Linked DNA regions of Homo sapiens: region 2 is linked to region 1. A link is a contact called in ENCODE Hi-C or POLR2A ChIA-PET data. All regions are on one chromosome and are shown on one strand. Each heading gives the region's core, a stretch centred on a gene start or an enhancer-like site at or near the end of the contact. The rest is flanking DNA. Distances are from core to core; before and after follow the strand shown.

Region 1 (5,405 bases), core at 1,474-3,973:
CTTTGCTGACTGGAATCCCCTGCAGCCCTTCATGCACAGTCAAAAGTTTAAATTGCACTAATTTAGATTCCCAATTCTCACAAAGGCCAGTTCCCCTGGACCATTCAACTGCCAAGGGGGAGAAGTGGGGGATTTCCCATCTCTGGATATGGGAAGTCCACGAGCCTCTAGCCCCGTCCTTGTGGCCAAAAAGTGGCACACTTTGGTTTTCGAATCCTGTTTGTGACACCAAAAATATTCGGGTGGGAAACACATGAGGGGAGAAGGAAAGACACACACACAACACCTTTAATGGTAAACAAGTTTATTCCACGTAAGTGGCAATGCAGATATAATAAGCAAATGATATAATAAACAGATCAATATAACAAGCATATTGATATAAGAACCACATTGATATAATAAGCAAATTGCAATGGGAAGAGGAGAAAGGAAAAGATATATATATATATATATATATATATATTTACACTCACTAGAGTATGGAGGTTTCACCACCAAGGTGGTAAGCAACAGCCTGGGTTCCAGAGTCGGCCACTCATTTCTGCACAGATGAGGACAGGTCTCATGAAGCTTTGGCGCAGTCTGGTACCCTCAGTTTTTTGTAACGAGTTGTTTGGCAGGAGGTCCAGTCACGAGGGCCTTCCGCAACTGGGCACAAGGAACACAAAAAGGTCAACTTGCTTTTGTGATTGTCTATTGTTTTTCAATAACTAATGTATAGAAATAGATTGAAATAGAGATATCACTGAAACAGCTCTGAATGAACAACTCAGAAGGCTCACACAACCTGTTCCAGGACTTCGTGACAATTGTTTGTGTCCACGTTTAATTGAGTTCAAATTTAATATTTAACTTTTCCTCCACAAATTCCCCTGTCTTGATGAATCATCTCTGTCTAGGCAAAGGGCCAGGTGAACCCCTTGGGCCTTACACAACCTCCGCCTCCTGGGTTCAAGCGATTCTCCTGCCTCAGCCTCCGTGGTAGCTGGGACTACAGATGTGCACCAGCACGCCAGGCTAATTTTTTTTTTTTTTTTTTTTTTTTGAGACGGAGCCTCGCTCTATCGCCCAGGCTGGACTGCAGTGGCGCAATCTCGGCTCACTGCAAGCTCCACCTCCCGGGTTCACGCCATTCTCCTGCCTCAGCCTCCCGAGTAGCTGGGACTACAGGCGCCCGCCACCGCGCCCGCCACCGCGCCCGCCTAATTTTTTGTATTTTTAGTAGAGATGGGGTTTCACTGTGTTGGCCAGGCTGGTCTTTAACTCCTGACCTCAAGTATTCCACTCACCTTGGCTTCCCAAAGTGCTGGGATTACAGGCGTGAGCCAACGCACCTGTCCCTAAATGATTTCTTTCTATCTCCTATAACAGTTTGAAATTACTTAAAGGTTGTTTCAAACTGAAAAAATAAAAAGAATGTAGATATAAATAAAATATAGTTAAAAAATTACAGGAGATTACAAATTATATATGTAAATCTCGAGAGGTCAAAAATGACAAATTTTGTTTATTTACAAGGTTTTATTTATGTATTTATTCATTTTTGGAGACGCAGTCTCACTTTGTCACCCAGGCTTGAGTGCAGTGGTGCGATCTTGGCTCACCGCAACCTCTGCCTCCTGGGTTCAAGCCATTCTCCTGCCTCAGCCTCCTGAGTAGCTGGGACCACAGGTGCATGCCACCACGCCCGGGTAATTTTTTGTATTTTTAGTAGAGACAGAGTTTCACCGTGTTAGCCAGGATGGTCTCGATTTCCTGACCCAGTGATCTGCCCTCCTCAGCCTCCCAAAGTACTGGGATTACAGGCCTGAGCCACCGCACCTGGCTTTACAAGGTCTTATTAAAATTAGCTTTAGTATTGATAATACACTATTACCAAAGTAAAAGTTGACTTTCTCTTGAACAAACATTTCATGTATTATTAATATGACAGCAAAGTACTTCTGTTCACCTTTTGAATACATTCAAAAAGAGAGAGAATATGAGATAGAATTTTCCCATGCTCTGGGATGGGATGCTCAGCTCAGGGAGGAAGCCGTTTGAAAAGGCTCCAGCTAGGCTAGGCGCGGTGGCTCACGCTTGTAATCCCAGCACTTTGGGAGGCCGAGGCGGGCGGATCACCTGAGATCGGGAGCTCGAGACCAGCCTGACCAACACGGAGAAACCCTGTCTCTACTAAAAGTACAAAAAATTAGACGGGCGTGGTGAGGCATGCCTGTAATCCCAGCTACATGGGAGGCTGAGGTAGGAGAATCGCTTGAACCCGGGAGGTGCAGGTTGCGGTGAGCCAACATCGTGCCATTGCACTCTAGCCTGGGCAACAAGAGGGAAACTCCGTCTCGGTGGGGGGAAAAAAGAAAGAAAAGAAAGAAAGAAAGAAAGAAAGAAAAAGAAAGAAAGAAAGAAAGGAAAGAAAGAAAGAAAGAAAGAAAGAAAGAAAGAAAGAAAGAAAGAAAGAAAGAAAGAAAGAAAGAAAGAAAGAAAGAAAGAAAGAAAGAAAGAAAGAAAGAAAGAAAGAAAAGGCTGCAGCCTAGGCTGTCACTCTTTCTTCACTCAGCCCAGTATCTGATCACATCTGTCACTCAGCGGCTGGGGAGGCGGGGCCTTAGGCATTATCCAATGAGGGACGCTGGGCCGGAAACCGTCCAATCAGGCACGCAGCTGGAGCGAACCACATGGTTTCTGGGGGCCTTTGTTTCTCGCTGCAGCGGGAGCTCCAGGTTTATCCTCAGTGTTCTGTGTCCTGTGCTTATAGAGGCCCGTCCTCTGTGGCCGTGTGACCTGCAAGTATTGGGAGAGCCACAGCTAAACCCCGGGACCCCTGGAAGCCTAGAAATGGTGAGTGCCGGGTCCAACGTCCCGAGAGAGGGGAGAGGCTGTTTGGAACGGTGGGAAGTGGCTCTGGCGGGACTCTGCTTCCTCACAGTCAGCTCCACAATCTGCCGCCGGAGTTCTCCCTGCCCAGCTCGGCCTCAGTCCCCTTCAGCCATAAGATGGCGGCTGCGGTGACATCCGGGGCCCGGCACAGTGATTGTGCCCTGGCCTGGAGCCCTCTTTCAGCAGCTCTGCACCCGCAGCACCGCGTCTCTCCCAGATCATGCAAGGACCACGGGAGGGTCGTCAGGGGAGAATCCTGACTCGGTTCCCTGCGGGTTCATGAATGGGAAGAGCTTTGGTCCGTGAGGTTGTTAGAAACAAGCGCTTGGTGCCGCAAAACAACACAAAACAAAAAACTACCCAGCACTTAGAAAATTTCACAGGAAGGCATATTTACTTCTGAAGAAGAGTGCTGCTCGCGTCCGACCTGATCGCAAGAGCACACAGAAGAAAGGAAGGAAGGTTTTTTTTTTTTTTGAGGCGGAGTTTTGCTCTTGTGGCCCAGGCTAAAGTACAATGGCGCGATCTCGGCTCACTGCAACCTCCGTCTCCCGGGTTCAAGTGATTCTCCTGCCTCAGCCTCCCGAGTAGCTGGGGTTACAGGCATGCGTCACCACACCCGGCTGATTTTGTATTTTTAGTAGACATGCCGTTTCACCATGTTGGTCAGGCTGGTTTTGAACTCCCGAACTCAGTTGATCCGCCCGCCTCGGCCTCCCAGTTTGAAAGGGGTTTTTAACCCTAAACGCCGTTATTGCCTCTGTGTCCTTCCCCCATTGGCCGGGGTCTGACCTCACAATCTAGGCTGACCCGATTGGCTACTTTCCAAATAAGGAAGGGGTTCGGGTCGCAGATTGGAACAGGCGGTTTGGGTTGTTTACGGAGCGGGTGTCTAGGTACAAAGAGGTACAAAAAAGTTGGTCCTAAGAACAAGGAACAAGAAAGTTAGGCCCTTGAAGAGGAATCTATTATATCTGTCAGGGTTCACAGTTTCCCTTTTCTCCTATTAAAAATTTATGGGGCCGGGCGCGGTGGCTCACGCCTGTAATAACAACACTTCAGGAGGTCGAGGTGGATGGATCACTTGAGGTCAGGAGTTGAAGACCAGCCTGGCCAAAATGGGGAAACCCCATCTCTACTAAAAGTACAAAAATTAGCTGGGTGTGATGGCGAATGTCTGGTTTTCTGTTTCTGCATTAGTTTTCTGAAATAATGGTCTACAGCTTTATTGATGTTATTGCAAAGGACATGATCATTTATTTTTAAATGGCCAGAGAGTATTCCATGATATTTATGTACCATATTTTGTTTTTACTAAATCTTTTATTTTATTTTATTTTTGGAGACAGAGTGTCACTTATTGCCCAGGCTAGAGTGCTGTGGAGTGATGCAGCCTTATTTAGCCTCAACCTCCCTGGCTCAAGCAATTCTCTCCTACCTCATCCTTTCACGTAGCTTGATCTACACGCTGGTGTTACCACGCCTGGCCAATTTTTCTCTTTGTATTTTCTGTGGAGACAGGATTTTGCAATGTTGCCCAGGTTGGTCTTAAACTTCTAAGCTCAGGCAATCCACCTGCCTCAGCCTCCCAGAGTGCTGGGATTACAGGCATGAGCCACCGCATCTGACCATACCGTGTTTTCTTTATCCAGTCTACCACTGATAGGGCCTGTCCATGTCTTTGCTATTGTGAATAGTGCTGCAATGAACATACATATGAATGTATCTTTATAATACAATAATTTATATTTCTTTGGGTATATACCCAATTATGAGGTAGAGTATAAGCATTCCCTTTTCTCTGCAACCTTGCCAGCATCTGTTATTTTTTGACTTTTTAAAAATAGCCATTCTGACTGGTGTGATGTGGTATCTCATTGTGGTTTCTCTTAATTTCTCTAATGATTAGTGATGAGCTTTTTTTTTTTCATATGCTTGCTAGCCACATGTATATGTTCTTTTGAAAAGCATCTATTCATGTTTTTTTGGCCTATTTTTTAATGAGATTTTTTTTTTCTTGTAAACTTGTTTAAGTTCTTAATAAATTCTGGATATTAGACTTTTGTCAGAGGCAAAGTTTGCAAATTTTTTTTATTCTGTAGGTTGTCTGTTTACTCTGTTAATAGTTTCCTTTGCTGTGAAGAAGCTCTTTAGTTCAAATAGGTCCCATTGTCAATTTTTGCTTTTGTTGCAATTGCTTTTGGTAGCTTCATCATGAAGTGTTTGCCAGTTTCTGTGTCTAGAATGGTACTTCCTAGGTTATCTTGCAAGGTTTCTTACAATTTTAAGTTTTTCATTTAAGTCTTTAATTAATCTTGAGTTGATTTTGTATATTGTGTAATGAAGGGGTCCACTTTCAGTCTTCTACATAGTGCTAGCTAGTTATTCCAGCACCATTTATTAAATGGAGAATTCTTTCCACATTTCTCTTATCAGCTTTGCCAAAAATCTGATGATGGTAGGAGGGTGGCATTATTTCTGGGCTCTCTATTCTGTTGCATTGGTCTTGTGCACTCATGAACTTT
Region 2 (5,405 bases), core at 1,403-3,902, 490 kb before region 1:
AAATAAATAAATAGATAAATAAATAAATAAAAATAAAATAATTTTTGTGTGTGGAGACAGGGTCTTACTCTATTTCTCAGGATGAAGTGCAGTGGCATGATGTAGCCAGGAACTGGAGCTTCAAACTCCCAGGCCCAAGCAATCCTCCCTCCTCAACCTCCCAAGTAGCTTGGACCATAGGCAGGTGCCATCACTCCCAGCTAATTTTTTAATTAATTTATTTATTTTTGTTGTTGTTGTTGTTTGTTTGTTTTGAGACGGAGTCTCACTGTCGCCCAGGCTGGAGTGCAGCAGCGCAATCTCAGCTCACTGCAACCTCCACCTCCCAGGTTCAAGTGATTCTCCTGCCTCAGCCTCCTGAGTAGCTGGGACTATAGGCCCTCACCGCCGAGCCCGGCTAATTTTTTTTGTATTTTTAGTAGAGACGGGGTTTCACCATGTGGGCCAGGATGGTCTAGATAGAACTCTTGACCTCGTGATCTACCCGCCTCAGCCTCCCAAAGTGCTGGGATTACAGGTGTGAGCCACCACGCCCAGCCTTATTTTAATTTTTTATTGAGACAGGGTCTCACTATGTTACCCACGCTGGTCCTGAACTCCTGGCTTCAAGCAATCCTGCCTCAGCCTCCAAAAGTGCTGGGATTCCAGCCCTGAGCCACTGTTCCTCGCTGAAGGGGATTCTTTTTCAGGGCATTCTTTGTGACACACTCCTTCCCTGGGTGTGTCCTGGAATGTCCGCTGGCCACACCCAGGCCTGGTCTGGCTGTGGGGACACCCACATGCATTGTCAGCCGGGTACGAGACCGGGGTGGGCTTTGCACACAGATCCCACGACTGTATACACTCAGCCCCGTGACAGGAACTGTAGCCCATGGCCACAGCATCTCTTGCTAGAAACTTTTTCAAGAAACTTACCTCAGTACTCAAAGCCACTGCGGTCAGCAAGTGCTGAACATGCCCCAATCCCTAACCTCAGAAAAGGACACTTTCTCTTAACTCCTGTGTAAAGGGTCAGGACTGGTGTCTGGCTGCCGAAGAAACTAAACATCCAGCTTCGCTTTCCCAGGTAACATTTGCTGTATCATCTGTGATGCAGGAGATGGCAATGGTATTATTATTATTATTATTATTATTATTTTTGGAAATGGAGTCTCGCGCTGTTATACTGTTGCCCAGGCTGGAGTACACAGGTGCGATCTCGGCTCACTGCAACCTCCGCCTCCCACGCTCATGTGATTCTCCTGCCTCAGCCTCCCAAGTAGCTGGGACTACAGGCACCCAGCACCACACCTGGCTAATTTTTGTATTTTTGGTAGAGACAGGGTTTCACCATGTTGGCCAGGCTGGACTCAAACTCCTGACTTCAAGTGATCCTCCTGCCCTGGCCTCCCAAAACGCTGGGATTATAGGCGTGAGCCACTATGCCTGTCCGGCAATGGCATTTTGACCAATACAACATGGGCATCTAACTAGAATTGGGGACACCCACACGGGTCATAATTTGGGGCCAAAGTAGAGTTTTTTTTGTTTTTGTTTTTTTTTTGGTAGCGATGAGGTCTCACTATGTTGCCCAGGCAGTTCTCAAACTCCTGGGCTCAAGCGATCCTCCCACCTCAGCCTCTCAAAAGGCTGGGATTACAGGCATAAGCCACCGTGCCCAGCAACATTTTTAACTCTTTTTTTTTAGAGAAAGGGTTTTGCTCTGTCACCCAGGCTGGAGTGCAGTGGCACAATTGTAGCCTACTGCAGCCTCGGCTTCCTGGGCTCAAGGGATCCTCCAGTCTCAGCCTCCAGAGTAGTTAGGACTGCAAATGCACACCACCACACTTAGACAGTTTTTAATTAATTAATTAATTAATTTTGAGACAGAGTCTCACTCTGTCACCCAGGCTGGAGTGTAGTGGTGTGATCTCTGCTCATTGCAACTCCCCATCCCAGATTCAAGTGATTCTCCTGCCTCAGCCTCCAGAGTATCTGGGATTGCAGACACATGCCACCACGCCTGGCTAATTTTTGTATTAATATTTTTAGTAGAAATGGAGTTTTGCCATGTTGGTCAGGTTGGTCTTAAACTCCTGTCCTCAAATGATCCATCTACCTTAGCCTCCCAAAGTGCTGGGATTACAGGGGTAAGCCACCATGTCCAGCCAATTTTTAAATTATTTTTTGTACAGATGGAGTCTTGCTTTGTTGCCCAGGCTGGTCTCAAACTCCTGGCCTCAAGCGATCCTCCTGCCTCAGCCTCCCAAATTGTTGGGGGGTTACAGGCATGAGCTACTGTGCCTGACCTGGAAGTGGATTTTGAAGTGGATTTTGCAGCCTGTTTGTGTCTCCCAAGCCACAAAAGACTCTGACCTTCGTGTTTGACCAGTTCCTTGGAAGGCACCAGTCTGTGTATTAAGTGGATTATCCAAACCCAGACTGACTCCTGGCACATGGAAGATGCTTTGGGATACACTTATACTAAAAGGGTATTCATTCGTGACTGATCTGAAATCCAAATCTAATGGGGCATCCTATATTTTCACTTGCTAAATGTGGCCACCCTAGATGCTCAATGACATCCTTGAATAAAGGAAGCTGATGAAGTTCAAACAAATAATTTTACCAGCGGGGTAAAAAAAGCTCAAAGCTCAGTGCACTTTGCGAAACAGTCATTTCCTCTTCCGGTCAGAATAAACTCCTGACTCCTCCCAGGCCCAAGTGATCAGCCACTCCCTCCTACCAGCTGGCTGGGCTGCTGTGCTCAGTCCCAACTCAGGAAGGACAAGAGTAGCTCCTGTGACCATAATGCCTGTCCACAAGCTGAGGCCCCACCCCACTCCGCCTCCTTTTCTTTTTCTTTGAAATGGAGTCTTGGTCTTTTTGCCCAGGCTAGAGTGCAGTGGCGTGATCTCGGCTCACTGCAACCTCCACCTCCCAGGCTCAAGCGATTCTCCTGCCTCAGCCTCCCAAACAGCTGGGATTACAGGCATGCACCACCACCCCCAGCTAATTTTTGTATTTTTAGTAGAGACAGGGTTTTCACCATGTTGGTGAGGCTGGTCTCAAACTCCTGACCTCATGATCCACCTGCCTCGGCCTCCCAAAGTGCTGGGATTACAGGCGTGAGCCACCGTGCCTGGCCACCCCCTTGCTTTTTAGACACAAGGTCTTGCTCTGTCACCCAGGCTGGAGTGCAGTGGCATAATCTTGGCTCACTGCAGCCTTAAAACTCCTCAAGTGATCTTCTGTCTCAGCCTCCCAAGTAGTTAGGACTATGGGTGCGTGCCACCAACGCGCCTGGCACTGAGACCTGGATTTTTTTTTTTTTTTTTTTGGTGAGATAGAGTCTTGCTCCGTCGCCCAGGCTGGAGTGCAGTGGGGTGATCTTGGCTCACTGCAACCTCCGCCTTCCAGGTTCAAGCGATTCTCCTGCTTCAGCCTCCCAAGTAGCTGGGACTACAGGCGCCCGCCACCATGCCCAGCTAATTTGTGTATTTTTAGTAGAGACAGGGTTTCGCTATGTTGGCCAGGCCGGTCTTGAACTCCTGACCTCGTAATCTGCCTGCCTCGGCCTCCCAAAGTGCTGGGATTACAGGCGTGAGCCACCACTCCCGGCCTGAGACCTGGATCTTAAAAAGGGCTCAGCTGGGTGTAGTCACACACCTGTAGTTCCAGTGACTTGGGAGGCTGATATAGGAGGCTAGCTTGAAGCCCAGGAGTTCAAAGTGAGACTAGCAACATAATGAGACCTCATCTCTTTTTTTTTTTTTTTTTTTTTTTTTTGAGACGGAGTCTTACTCTGTCGCCCAGGCTGGAGTGCAGTAGTGCCATCTTGGCTCACTGCAAGCTCCGCCTCCTGGGTTCATGCCTTTCTCCTGCCTCAGCCTCCCAAGTAGCTGGGACTACAGGCGCCCTCCACCACGCCCGGCTAATTTTTTGTATTTTTAGTAGAGACAGGGTTTCACCATGTTAGCCAGGATGGTCTCAATCTCCTGATCTCGTGATCTGCCCACCTCGACCTCCCAAAGTGCTGGGATTACAGGCGTGAGCCACCGTGCCTGGCCGAGACCTCATCTCTTTAAAAAATAATAATAATAAAGTTGGCTGAGTGTGGTGGCTCACGCTTGTAATCCCAACATTTTGGGAAGCCGAGGTGAGAGGATTGCTTGGGCCCAGGAGTTCAAGGGCAGCCTGGCGAACATAATAAGACTCCCATCTCTACAAAAAAACTTAAAAATTAGCTAGGCGTGGTGGCCTGCACCTGCAGTCCCAGGTATTCGGGAGGCTGAGGTGGGAGGATCGCTTGAGCTGGGGAGGTTGAGGCTGCAGTGAGCTGTGATCATGCCACTGCACTCCAGCCTCAGCAACAGAGCAAGACCCTGTCTCTAAAATCAGAAAGAAAGGAAGAAAAGGCAAAAAGAGGGGAAAAGAAGCCAAGAGAAAGGCTTGAAATGCATGTGGATGAAAGCCCTGACCTGTATTTTAGGCTCAGTTACACTCAGATGTAACTGTGTGTCTGGGATGCAAAAGAGCTCAGATCCTACAGAATCTCAAGGTGAATTCTTTTCCCTGAGTAGCATAAGGCATCTTTTTCCCATCTAACACTGGGTTGGGCTCCTCCCTTCTGTATGCAAAGTGGCCACAAGTGCCCAAAATGAACTCCCTCCAGTTCAGAAATGCATTCCTTCCTGGTTAGGGAAGTCACTGTTTTGACTTAGAAGTCTTCTATACTTCAGGCGTCTAGTGTCTACCTAATACCTTTTGCCTCAGAAAAGGGTCTAATCCCACTTAATTACAAGAAGATTTGCTGTTAGGTTTTTGACCTAGAGATCTAAAAAGGCCTGGCTGAAAGAGTTCCTGAGCTCCATCTGGACTTAATTCCAGATTTTCTAGCCAACCAACACTAATAAAGCTATACTCTGCTCCCCACCTCTGTATAATTCAGGTGCTACCTGACTTTCTCTGGTGAAGCAGCAGGAGTATTTAGGCCAACCTGTTGGTTTGGCTGTGTCTGTTTCTCTCTGGAAATAGACAATGACTTTTTCTTTTTTTTTTCTTGTTTTTGAGACAGAGTCTCACTCTATCGCCCAGGCTGGAGTGTAATGGCACACTCTTGGCTCACTGCAACCTCTGCCTCCCAGGTTCAAGTGATTCTCCTGCCTCAGCCTCCTGAGTAGCTGGGATTACAGGCGCCTGCCACCGCTCCTGGCTAATTTTTGTTTTATTTATTTATTTATTTATTTATTTATTTATTTATTTACTGAGACGGAGTCTCGCTGTCTCCCAGGCTGGATGCAGTGGCTCAATCTTGGCTCACTGCAAGTTCCACCTTGCCAGGTTCACGCCATTCTCCTGCCTCAGCCTCCCAAGTAGCTGGGACTACAGGCGCCCGTAATTTTTGTATTTTTAGTAGAGACAGG

Evidence for each region. A loop is a pair of places that touch in the nucleus more often than their neighbours do. ChIA-PET counts read pairs that join two places held with the same protein, here RNA polymerase II (POLR2A). Pooled maps may share reads with other maps.
Region 2: a loop to region 1 is called in a pooled map, with 4 times the contacts of the local background. The contact joins the enhancer-like site here to the promoter of ZNF253 in region 1. A Hi-C loop is called at or near these places in 6 of 50 pooled maps. POLR2A ChIA-PET finds 5 or more read pairs at or near these places in 3 of 52 experiments (GM12878, WTC11 and naive thymus-derived CD4-positive, alpha-beta T cell).

What each region holds. Positions count from the first base shown.
Region 1 is chr19:19,863,159-19,868,563 of GRCh38, forward strand. It overlaps ZNF253 (zinc finger protein 253), which reads left to right and starts at 2,724. Exons shown (of 4, transcript NM_021047.3): 1 at 2,724-2,841. The coding sequence starts at 2,839. It overlaps LOC124904664 (a long non-coding RNA gene), which reads right to left. Exons shown (of 4, transcript XR_007067169.1): 1 at 3,278-5,405; 2 at 477-651. RefSeq lists an enhancer at 2,755-3,184.
Region 2 is chr19:19,370,524-19,375,928 of GRCh38, forward strand. All of the region lies in intron 1 of LOC124904656 (a long non-coding RNA gene), which reads right to left. Among named protein-coding and RNA genes, the nearest start is that of GATAD2A, 32 kb to the right of the region's middle. RefSeq lists an enhancer at 341-1,540. Within about 2 kb of position 2,653, at least 29 of the 41 ENCODE cell types and tissues checked have a DNase peak (open chromatin) inside an H3K27ac peak, as active enhancers do; they include GM12878, where a contact is called at or near this core.